Linked DNA regions of Mus musculus: region 2 is linked to region 1. Evidence: chromatin loops called from intact Hi-C (ENCODE). Cell type or tissue: left cerebral cortex. All regions are shown on one strand. Each heading gives the region's core, and the rest is flanking DNA. Links, peaks and the distances in the headings are about the cores only.

Evidence for each region. Hi-C counts contacts between places; a loop is a spot of excess contacts. Peaks named below come from ENCODE experiments on the same cell type or tissue, not always from the same donor. Only the 100,000 strongest peaks of a DNase experiment are listed, where the experiment ranks them.
Region 2: a loop joins it to region 1, with 2.8 times the contacts of the local background. A loop is called at or near these places in 8 of 42 quality-filtered maps.

The regions. Positions count from the first base shown.
Region 1 is chr2:163,416,934-163,422,285 of GRCm38, forward strand. Oser1 (oxidative stress responsive serine rich 1) reads right to left here and starts at 2,537. Exons shown (of 4, transcript NM_025699.2): 1 at 2,479-2,537. 2900093K20Rik (RIKEN cDNA 2900093K20 gene) reads left to right here and starts at 2,838. Exons shown (of 1, transcript NR_151490.1): 1 at 2,838-3,428. In left cerebral cortex, for the core only: a CTCF peak has its summit at 2,582; DNase peaks (open chromatin) are centred at 2,014, 2,714 and 3,688; H3K4me3 peaks cover 2,622 bases; H3K27ac peaks cover 1,301 bases.
Region 2 is chr2:162,942,512-162,947,863 of GRCm38, forward strand. L3mbtl1 (L3MBTL1 histone methyl-lysine binding protein) reads left to right here and starts at 954. Exons shown (of 23, transcript NM_001081338.2): 1 at 954-1,029; 2 at 1,917-2,082; 3 at 4,668-4,813; 4 at 5,169-5,352. The coding sequence starts at 4,678. In left cerebral cortex, for the core only: a CTCF peak has its summit at 3,253 (motif pointing left); DNase peaks (open chromatin) are centred at 794, 925 and 1,606; H3K4me3 peaks cover 1,336 bases; H3K27ac peaks cover 1,065 bases.

The DNA of each region.
Region 1 (5,352 bases), core at 180-5,179:
GTGAGAGAAGGAAAAAAAAACCTAGAAAACAATATATACTTTTTAAGCCAAAGATATATTTTACCTTTAAACTTAACCTGGTACCCCCTAGCCACCCCACCCCACCCCCCACCCCCAGGCACTCTCAAAGAGATCAGTGCCTCTCTATGGATCTTTGGGTACTGATTCTAGATCAGCTTATTTCTCAGAAGAGTTTTCTGTGTTATTATGAGACCTCTAATATTCCAAAGGTCAAGATGTCACAATGTTTGACATTTGTGTGTATGTTCACCGGCAAAAGAACTTAGCCAGCAAGGCGTGGTGGCGCACGGCTATAATCGCAGCACTTGGGAGGCAGAGGCAGGCGGATTTCTGAGTTCAGGCCAACCTGGTCTACAGAGTGAGTTCCAGGACAGCCAGGGCTACACAGAGAAACCCTGTCTTGAAGAGAAAAAAAAAAAAAAAAAAAGAATTTAGCTAGGTTTCACTTCAATATCAGAAGACAACAAGCCCACGTGGTTTATTTAACCAGGTCAAACACAAGGAAACCTCATCCACATGACTAAGTTTCACTCATCTAATTCTTCACAGGAGTAGGAGTCCTCCAAACACACAATATTCTATATACTAAGCAGAGGTTAAGTTCTGGTGTGTCTGGAGCTCCCACATCTCCAAAGATCTATCACAGGCTGTAAACAATTTCTTTTTGCTACCACAACTCCATGAAAGCTGAATTTGTAAGGACTGAAAAGATGGCTCAAAGAGTAAGGGTGAATGGCTACTAAGCCTGAGCACCTGAGCTTGTTTCCTAGAACTTGAGTAACAGGAGGAAACAACTTCCCAAGTTGCACTCTGCCCTTCATATAAAACACTCTCATACACATAATACAAGTAAAAAAAATTAATAGTGAGGTTTATAGTAGTTCTCTCAATCTGACTTGTGTGGCAATCAGTCAACATTTAAGTACACTCCAAGCCACATGGACACTGGTAAACATCACAGGCAGAGATCCACTCCTTTCACAAGTACTTCTAGGATTCCTAGTTCTACCTTGGATGCCACAACAGAGGCTGAACTGAATACAGGGGTCCCAGGAACCCCATTTCAGTAGGGAGGGCATCTCACTCCTACCCTCCAGGACTCACACTTGGCTAGGAAGCCTCCCAGCTAAGCCTCACAACTTCTAATTACACAGTGCTGACTTAATAGTATGGCAGGTGACCACCCTAGATGTTAATACAAACTTAGCATTCTTGTTGAGACACTCCCAGATATATCATTAAAAACCCCAACAGCCCAAAATAAAAATCTGGCTGCAAACCAAAAACTCTGAGAATAAAGTATCGCCTAACTTGTTTTCAAACGTCCACCACTGTGACTGCTCATGTTTTTCTTCAATTACTTTAAGCCAGAGCAAGAGTATCCTAGGCTTAACCTAGGGGGCTAGATCAGAGCATGCTTGCAATTACAAATGGGTTGTTATGCTCCTCCCAGTTCCTAGCTTTCCATTATGGAAGCATCAACCCAACAGCTTTATACAACAGGTGAGTGGATTGCCTATCTTCATTTACATTACATTGTGGGAAATTCTCCTATTACCCCTTCACTGCTCTTACTTCCAAAGAATGCCCAAAGACCTCAGACTTGCAAAAGGCCCATAAGAAGTTACTTTTCGTGGTTTTAAGTCAAATCACATCCCAGTTTCTTTCCACCAATACCGTGTGCAGTGTCTTGCTTACACCTCTGAAGCTTTAAACTAAGCTCTCCTTAAGTTTCCGGTCGAACTTCTCATTTTCAGCAGCACGAAAATGAGATCTGCACGCGTCCTCACAAAGTTAAAGCGGAGAAATCTCCCCAAACCTCTCAAAGTTACAGAGTCCCGAAAAGGAAAAACAACAACAACAAACTAACCAACCCTATCCAGAACGGCCCGGATAGAATCAATCTGTCCCTAGGACGAGAACACATCCACACCTCTCTGGGCACACCCACTCAACCCCTCAAAATCACAGGACTACAGGCAAAGCGACACGTTCGTTCCTTTCTGCCTATCACGGTTAAGCGGAGTCGGCTGGGAAAAGGTCAGAACCCGGGGACACCCAAGCGGGGAGCTGTCTCGGCTTTTACCCTGTCCGCCCCGGCCAACCACGGACTCCGAGAGGAGGCAGGAGTGAAGCTGCGGCGCAGAAGCCGCAGGACGCAAGCGGAGAGGAGTGCGACTCGCAGGGCGGGAAAAGGCGGGAAGGGGCAAAGGGCGGCAAGGAGAGCGAAAGGGGAAGCTGTGGCCGGCGCGGCCCGGACACCGCGGGAACGCAGGAAGGCGGGAAGCGAAGGCCGCGCAACTTGGCACTCCAGGCCGCGGCAGCCGAGGGCCGGGCCGGGCAGTCGGCGCAGGGAAACGCCGCGACCAGACGGGAGGGCCGGACTCCGCCTCCCGCGGGTGGGAGGCCTGGCGGACACGACGTCCCCGGCCCTCCTCGTCCCGTCCGGCCACTCACCTCCTCGCAGCTGGGGCGCTCCCGGGAATCCGGCCCCGTCGGCTCCGAGCGTCTCTCCGCGTCCGCCGCGTCTGTCTGACCCGGATCCAAACCCCACCGATAGGGTGGCCCGCGCCTCTAGAGTTGTACTGCGCCTGCGCAACCTCGGCTCGCGCCCTGCCCACCGTTCACGCTCCTCCCACCTCGGTGACTCGGCAGCTCGGCCCGCCGCAACTACGCAGGCGTACGGCGGTAGCCCGGCCTCTCGAAGCCCCAGCTCCAACCCCTCTCCGAAGCACGTGCGTCTTAAGTCATTTCCTGTTATTCTTTTCGCTCCCTCCGCCCCCTGGCTTGGGTTCGCTCCCGGCAGGCTTTTGGGCGTGCCTACTTCCTCTTCGCTGTCACGTGAGGCGGCGGCTTGCCTTGCAGCTATCGAGCCGCTGCCGCTCCCCTGGCATAGCCTGCTTCCTTCTTGTCCTCTTGAAGTCCCCAAGCCAACGGGATTCGGTGGGCTGCGGGAGTATTTGCGCCAGCTGATGCCTCCGGGAATGCTTGGCGGAGTTTCTTACATGCAACCAAGGGCGCTTGCACTCGGTCCACAACCCTCGCCGTGGGTCGTCTCTTTGGGTCCGCAGAGAAGCCAAGAAGGTATTAATTGGACGAGGCCCAGGCGGTGGATGCTGCCCGGAATTGGAATGGAAATTATTTAGGTTTTGTGGTTTTTGCTTTAAAAAAAAAAAAAAAAGCAGGATCTCATTTGTTAGACCAGCCTGAAAATCGCGTTGATTCCCCTGCCTCGGGCTCCCGTGCCTTCATTTTGAAGTATCTCTTGATAATTGAACGTCTGGAAATTAAACGGTTTCAGCGAAGGCATTTTGCTTTTGTTTTTCCAAGGATGGTTTGGGAGCATCAAGTGGGAAATACAGGGTAATGCACGTACATATTAAATTCTGCAAGAAGGTATTAAGCAATTTACCAGTCTCTGGCTTTTTTTGTTTTTTGTTGTTTGGTTTTTTCGAGACAAGGTTTCTCTGTGTAGCCCTGGCTGTCCTTGAACTCACTCTGTAGACCAGGCTGGCCTCGAACCGCCTGCCTCTGCCTCCCAAGTGCTGGGATTAAAGGCGTGCACCACCACTGCCCGGCTAGTCTCTGGTTTTTAGTGATCTGACAAGTTACCCATATGGCAAGGGTGAGCTATGAAAGACCTCCCCCTACCGCCATTGTCAGGGCCTGTTCTATTTTAAACGTTTCCCCATCGCCTGCCACTCTGGAGTTCCACTTCAGACCCTTGTGTGGAAAGACGATTTTCCTCAATAGAGTTGGTTCTGGCACCTAAACCTTAGAGTGGGTTTTCCCCTGAACCCAAGCTGGCCTCTTCTAGAAGTGGATGCTAGAGAGGATAGCCATGTCCAGCTTAACTAGAGTCAACCCACAGAGAATGGAATCTACACTTCACTGGACAGACAGCCCCGTCTCCAGACAGCTGGCTTGGCTTTGGCTTGCTTGCTTATTTTTGTTTGTTTGTTTGTTTTTTGTTTTTCCTGATCCTGCTCTATAATGCAATCATGGGAAAGCCTTTTGCATTCGATGGGAACTTCATCAGATTTTGAATTTTTTTTAAGATTTATTTATTATTATTCATTAGTACACTGTAGCTGTCTTCAGATGCACCAGAAGAGGGTGTCAGATCTCACCCTCTCACATGGTGTGAGCCACCATGTGGTTGCTGGGATTTGAACTCAGGACCTTTGGAAGAGCAGTCAGTGCTCTTAACCGCTGAGCCATGTTGCCAGCCCCGGTTTTTTTGTTTTTTTTTTTGTTTGTTTGTTTTTCAAGCTAAAATACACCCTGTGATAAGTTTGGGGATGCTGGCCCGCAGAAGGGGCTGCTGCATCTTCCCATTCAGCCACAGGATCACAAGGGCAAGCTGATGTTCCTAGTGCCCTGTGTTGTATTAAGTGTGTTTTAGACTAAGGATGCTTCCACTTGTGATGTGCTGAATAGGATGTGACCCTTTCCTAAGCTAAGAAGCACCTGTGTAGGGCTGTTGAACATAAAGCTTGTGATGGGTCCTGAATAAAACCTTCAAATTCTCTGTACAGTAACTGGCCCACAGTGAAAAAATAATCCTGTTGTAATTCTCTGATGGCTAACAACAGTTGTAACAGATGCTAGTAACAGTAATAACTCTACTATCTTCAAACATAATATTCCTGTGATTTTACACATTCTACAGATAGTTGTCATCTTAGGTGTTTATTGCTGTGAACAGACACCATGACCAATGCATATTTTAAACATTAAGTACTAAAAAGTAAAAGGAGCTTTTTTGTGTTAACACACCTCCATAAAGTTAGGCACTTTCTGAGACTATGACTTCATACCCAAGAGGTGCCTGGAAAGGAAGACGCAATCTGGCTCCATCTCCCTCCTGACTGTTACTGTTCTTAACCTCCACATTCTAACACCTGACGCTCATCTCACTGCCAGACCACAGCACTGTCAGCTTGAAGTTATCTGCCTAGGTCCGGGTCTCGGTTCCAGCAGCCTCTGCTTGTGTGGCCTTGACTACCAGACACTTCCCAGGTTTGCTGTGTTCTCTACTAGAACACTGTTTCTCCACAGCTCACCTCTTCATTCAGGTCTCTGCTCATACCCTTTCCCCAGGTGAGTCTCCATGACTACTCCAGCAGTCTCCTTCACTCCTAATTTCTTTTTTACTGTTTCATTTTTCCTTTAAAATCCTCTGTCGCCTTTTTTTAAAAAGAGTTATTATTTATTATATGTAAGTACACTGTAGCTGTCTTCAGGCACTCCAGAAGAGGGCATCAGATCTCATTACAGATGGTTGTCAGCCACCATGTGGTTGCTGGGATTTGAACTCAGGACCTCTGG
Region 2 (5,352 bases), core at 278-5,277, 470 kb before region 1:
AATTGGAAGAATATACCATTTAAATGAGTATTTTTCATCCGGGCTAAGTCTAAAGATTTGGCTGATGGCTACTACCTAAGCCAAATAGACCTGTTTTCTGCAAAATAAGGGAGTAGAATTAAAAATCAGTGTGTAAGCGGGAACTGGGGCGCTAAGAGTTAACCTCTTTCACATGGATCAGTCAATCAGAAGACATTTATTAGTACCCACTTTGCTCGGAACCGGGGATACTAAAAAGTGGTGGGCTTCCTTCCTAGAGTGCAGGGTCTCTTAAACTCCTGAGTTACTCAGGTCTCTGATGATACAGACGCAGTAGCAGTGCCAGAGTTAGAACCAATAAAAGTAGCGGTCTGGTAGCGACAGATCAATTAAGGAAATGGAAGGCACAAGAGGAGCCTTTTGCTTTGAGCACATTTGCTCAAATCGACACAAAAGGAACCATTCTCGAACTCTAGAATATGGCATAATAGTCTTCCAATGTTCAATGGAAGCGCAGAAGGTACAGTGATGTTTCCAGGGCACATCGTCAACTAATAGGTCATCCAAAGGCTGGTGCGGCTGGGGTGCTTGATGCCAAGCCAAGCCCATGGCTTCCTTGCTCTGGCTGTGCGTGCTCTTCACCCATCCTAGGAGTTCCCTGAAACTCCTGAAGTCCCCTTCTCCAAATGGGGAACCCGACTTAGGCAGGGTTGCAGCCTTGCCGGGTACAGACCAGCTGGAGGAGATCCATCAGGCTTCCTGCTTCTCCCGGCTCCGTGGTTCCCAGGATACTATAAAAATCTCCACCCACTTCTCCAGCGCAGCAAGCGGGTTTTACGGGAAGAGGCAATTAAGCCTGCACCCCCAGGCTCCGACGGAAAGCAAAAGCTGCAACCTGAGGCCATAGCCATGCAGACCCCCCACCCCAGCAAAGGAGCTCGGCGCCCGCTCTGCAGGGAACAGGCCCGCCCCCCTGTGTGCGCAGGCGCGCGCCGCACCAGGCTCCCACGGTCGGTCGCTCGGTGCGGGCGGCAACCGCTAGCCATGCAGGTAAGAACGGGGCAGTGGTCTCTGGCTGGGCGCTCCCAGGTCGCCACACCCCAATCCCGGTCCTCACGGCGAATCCTGGGGTCCCGCAGGCACCGCCCCAGGTCCTTTTCCAGCTCCTGCGGCACCGGCTGTGGGCTGGGGAGGTGGCTCTGCAGACTCTGGGCTGTGGCGCTGCAGGTGGGGGCTTGCTGGCTGCTGGCGAGCGAGCCCACTGACACTCTCTGCATCCAGAGCGGTAGGGAGGGCAGAGCCTCGGCCTTGCAGAGAGATGCTATCAAGAGTTTCCATTAATAAGAGGGTGTGGAGGGCGAGTGTGGGCTATCCATAGGCCATTTGGCAAACTTTCCACTGTAATTGATCTTCAATATTTTTAGCAGAAAACAGGATTTTAAAATTTTTGGAAATAAAGGGGGGGTGGGGGGTGATGTAAAGAATTCCGCCATTTTAGCGGTTAGAAAGTAACTCTTCTGCAGAGCGGACAGATCAGTGACCGCCCCTCCCGCGACTGTCTGCATTAGTCCCAAGGAGGTGGGTGGTGGTTTTGGAGACTCCAGCCGCTCAGGACTGCTTCTACCGGCTAGCTGCGGCAGAGAGCGAGCTGGGGGAATTCCCCACCCCACCCCCAAGTGTGCTGTGTGCATCCACCACTAGCTGCCCTGTTTCTCCAGCACCTACCACCGGGGCTTTTATTGGATGTCTGCTGTTTGTATTATGGTCTCAAAAAACTCTGGTGTGGTGTGTGTGTGTGTGTGTGTGTGTGTGTGTGTGTGTGTGTGTGTGTGTGTGCCTGTCTATCCATCAAAAACTCGACAGCAAGTGACAACAGCAGGGACACATTCAGAAATAGTTTATTGAGCATCTACTGTGTGCAACCACTCTTGTTTTAGGTAGGACTCCCTGGAATCATAGACTAGGTTTATGAGAGTAGCCTTGTGAAACCAACAAGATTGGGCAGAGATGTTGAAATGCTGGCGTAGTCCCAGCAGAGGCCTCAGCCTGAGGAGCAGGAAGCCCTGAACCTGAGATGGCCCGGAAGAGAGCCCTCAAATGAAGGTAAAGGCATGGGGTCTTTCTAGCCCTCTATGAACTAATCATGTATGGCTGACCGAGGGAGAGAGCACTTGAGAGACACTTCCCGGGCCAGTTGTAGAGAGCCTGAGGCTGATGGCTGACAGTTATCATTATGTTCCAGAAGGGTCTCACTCAATGCTTTTCTCTCATTGACACGGGTCCCCTTTGCCCTCCCAACATGTTTGGGTTCTCCAAGGCTCCACTCTTTTCCCTGTAGTCATTTCTCTGTTTCAAATACCATCGTCACACAACATCTTTCAAATCCGTCCCAGCTCCAACCTCATCCTTTATCTTTAAAGTATAAGCCTCATGAGAGCCCCTTGTCTTGGTGGCACCTATAGCCCCCAGAGTGCAGTGCAGTGTTGAGACCTGGACTTGCTGAGACCAGGCATCTAGCTGGATTAGAAAGGCCATCTTCAGCTTCTTCTGAGACACCTGCTACGTGGGGCTGGTTTTTGAAACAAAGTTTTTTGAATAAGCCACTCTTCTTGATCTCTCCAGTATTTGAAACAAGAGATTTGTCTGTTTGTTTATTTATTTGTTTATTTATTTATTTATTTATTTATTTATTTAATGTAAGTACACTGTAGCTGTCTTCAGACACACCAGAAGAGGACATCAGATCCCATTACAGATGGTTGTGAGCCACCATGTGGTTGCTGGGATTTTAACTCAGGACCTCCAGAAGAGCAGTCAGTGCTCTTAACTGCTGAGCCATCTCTCCAGCCCCAAGTAAGCCGGGCGTGGTGGCACACACCTTTAATCCCAGCACTCAGGAGGCAGAGGCAGGGGGATTTCTGAGTTCGAGGCCAGCCTGGTCTACAAAGTGAGTTCCAGGACAGCCAGAGCTATGCAGAGAAACCCTGTCTCGAAAAACTACAAAAATAAATAAATAAATAAATAAATAAATAAATAAATAAATATGATGCAAAGGTGGGGGTGGGGAGATGGCGCAGGGTTAAGAGCACTCGTTGCTCTTGCCTACCACCCAGGTTCAGTTCCCAGCACTCACATGGTGTCTGACAATCATCTGGAACTTCAGTTGGGGGGGGCAGGGCTGCTTGGGGGGGGGGTGCCGCTTGGGGGGGGGGGAATCAGAAGCCCTCTGGTGGCATCAACAGGTACTGCATACACGTGGTGCCCACAAACATTCCAGCAAAAGCAACCATACACGTAAAATCAGAGTAAATATTTCTAAGTGGTACAAACTCTTCAGCCATGAAAAGCAAAATAATTGGGACTGAAATTTGGGGGATTCTGGATTGCAAGTTTTAAACACTCGTTTTTTTTTTTTTTTTTGACCCTGTCTACCTGTTTATACCACAGCTTTAGACTTTTAATGATAGACATCTATAACATATTCTGTGTTTTAGGGAGGAAAGCCTAGGAAATAAGTGAACAAACAAGGCGAGCAGGAGGGAAGGAGGGTGGGCACGAAACAGCAGCCATTGCACCTGATTTTGCAAGTAGGCAGGGTCCATGTTACTGGCTGGAAGCTGCCAAGCTCCCTGGAGCTTCTGTCTGAAGGGAGCGAGAGGATCCCTATTTGTTGAAGACCTTCTGGTATCGCTACGTCACATCCAGCATTTACCAAAGCCCCCCGAGGTAGGTGCCATCATCATTTTTATTTTATTTTACACTTAAGAATCTGGGGCTCAGAGTGGGAAAGTTACTTATCTGCAATCACAGGTATTAAGTAAATGTAGAGACGCTGAGAGACCAATTCAAAAACTCCGTCCTAAGCTAAGCCTTACTCCTTCCTTATCATATATGCCAGACGCCGTTGCCAAGCGCTGCTAGGAGGCGCTGAGTAGCAATCACACCACAGAATACAATTCCTTCTCTTCTCTTCCATTTCTCCCCATCCATCCCCCAACCTCTCTGCTGGATTTGAACACGGGATTCATGCTTGGCTAGTAAGTTAAAGCCCCCGGCTTCTGGATCTTGTGTTGACTAGGTATCATATACCACCCTTCTGCTATTCAGGTATGTGTATGTGTTTAACAGATGTTTCCGTGGAGGCTTTACAAACCCCCTTTCAACCGAATCCTCCACGGCTGTGCCTGGGCTTATAGGGAGTGGTGTATGGGGAAACGCAAAAGGGCAGGGTCAGGGAAGATGTCACCTTCCACAAAGACCAATCCTGTTTGGATGGTTCGTGAAGACTCTGAGTTCTCGAAGATAGGGAATGGAAGTGGAGGACCTAGAAAGAAGTGAATTTGGACTTAGCCTGGCCCTTGTCATTGGTCAAAGCCAGATCTTGGCCTGAGTCATGTATCCTATAATCCATTTCCATACACATAGTGTGCACACTGTTAGGGGTACCTCACACATACCACTATGCCCACCCTTACAAATAAAAGGCAGGGGAGGATGCAGGACCTGGCCAGAGTTCTAGCAATAACCTAGGTAAAGGCCAGGAGTCACAACTGCTGCTGGCGTCCTAAAACGTCTACTCAGAGATGAAACCTTTCTAAGCTGCTGGCTTGAGAATGGCCAGTTTCTCCTCCAAGAAGCCCCTCCCCCTCCCTGTCCTCATCACCCTGGTGGCTGTGTTTGGTTTGTAGACACATCTGGATGGAGGGGCACACTGACATGGAGATACTAAGGACAGTGAAAGGGTCTTCCACAGGGGAGGTCAACGTGCACCTGGTGGCCAGAGACAGCGCAGGTCCCCACCCTCAGCTGCCTACAACCGCCTTCATTATTCCTAGTAAGTCAGGCTCAGGGGTCTGGAGGGTCCACACTTGTTCAAGGTGTGGATGGTGGGTAAGGACGTTGCTTGTCACTCTGTTACTGGTTTTTTTGTTTTGTTTTGTTGAGGCAGGGTTTCTCTGTGTAGCCCTGGCTGTCCTTGAACTTGCTTTGTACATCAGGCGGGCCTGAAACTCAAGAGATTCCCCCTAAATCTGCCTCCCAAATGCTGGGGTTAAAGGCCGGTGCCACCACGCCCAGCCTTTTCACCCTTCTAAAATTGTTTTTCACCTTTATACGCATACGTGGCAGGAGTGAGGCCAGCTCACCAGGCTCATCATCTACGCTTTGTCTTATCTGTGTATCGTTTCTAGCCAATGCAGCTACGCTTGGTCTGCCTAGCACTGCCCTGGATGTGCCCTATCCCCGGGAGCCAGTCCACGTGGGTGCCCTGGAGCGGGTGGCTGGCAGCGAACCCGTAACAGCTACTATTCTGCCACAGCTAAGCACTGGAACGGGGACCAATAGCACAGTCAGGCTTCTGGATTGGACTGGCGT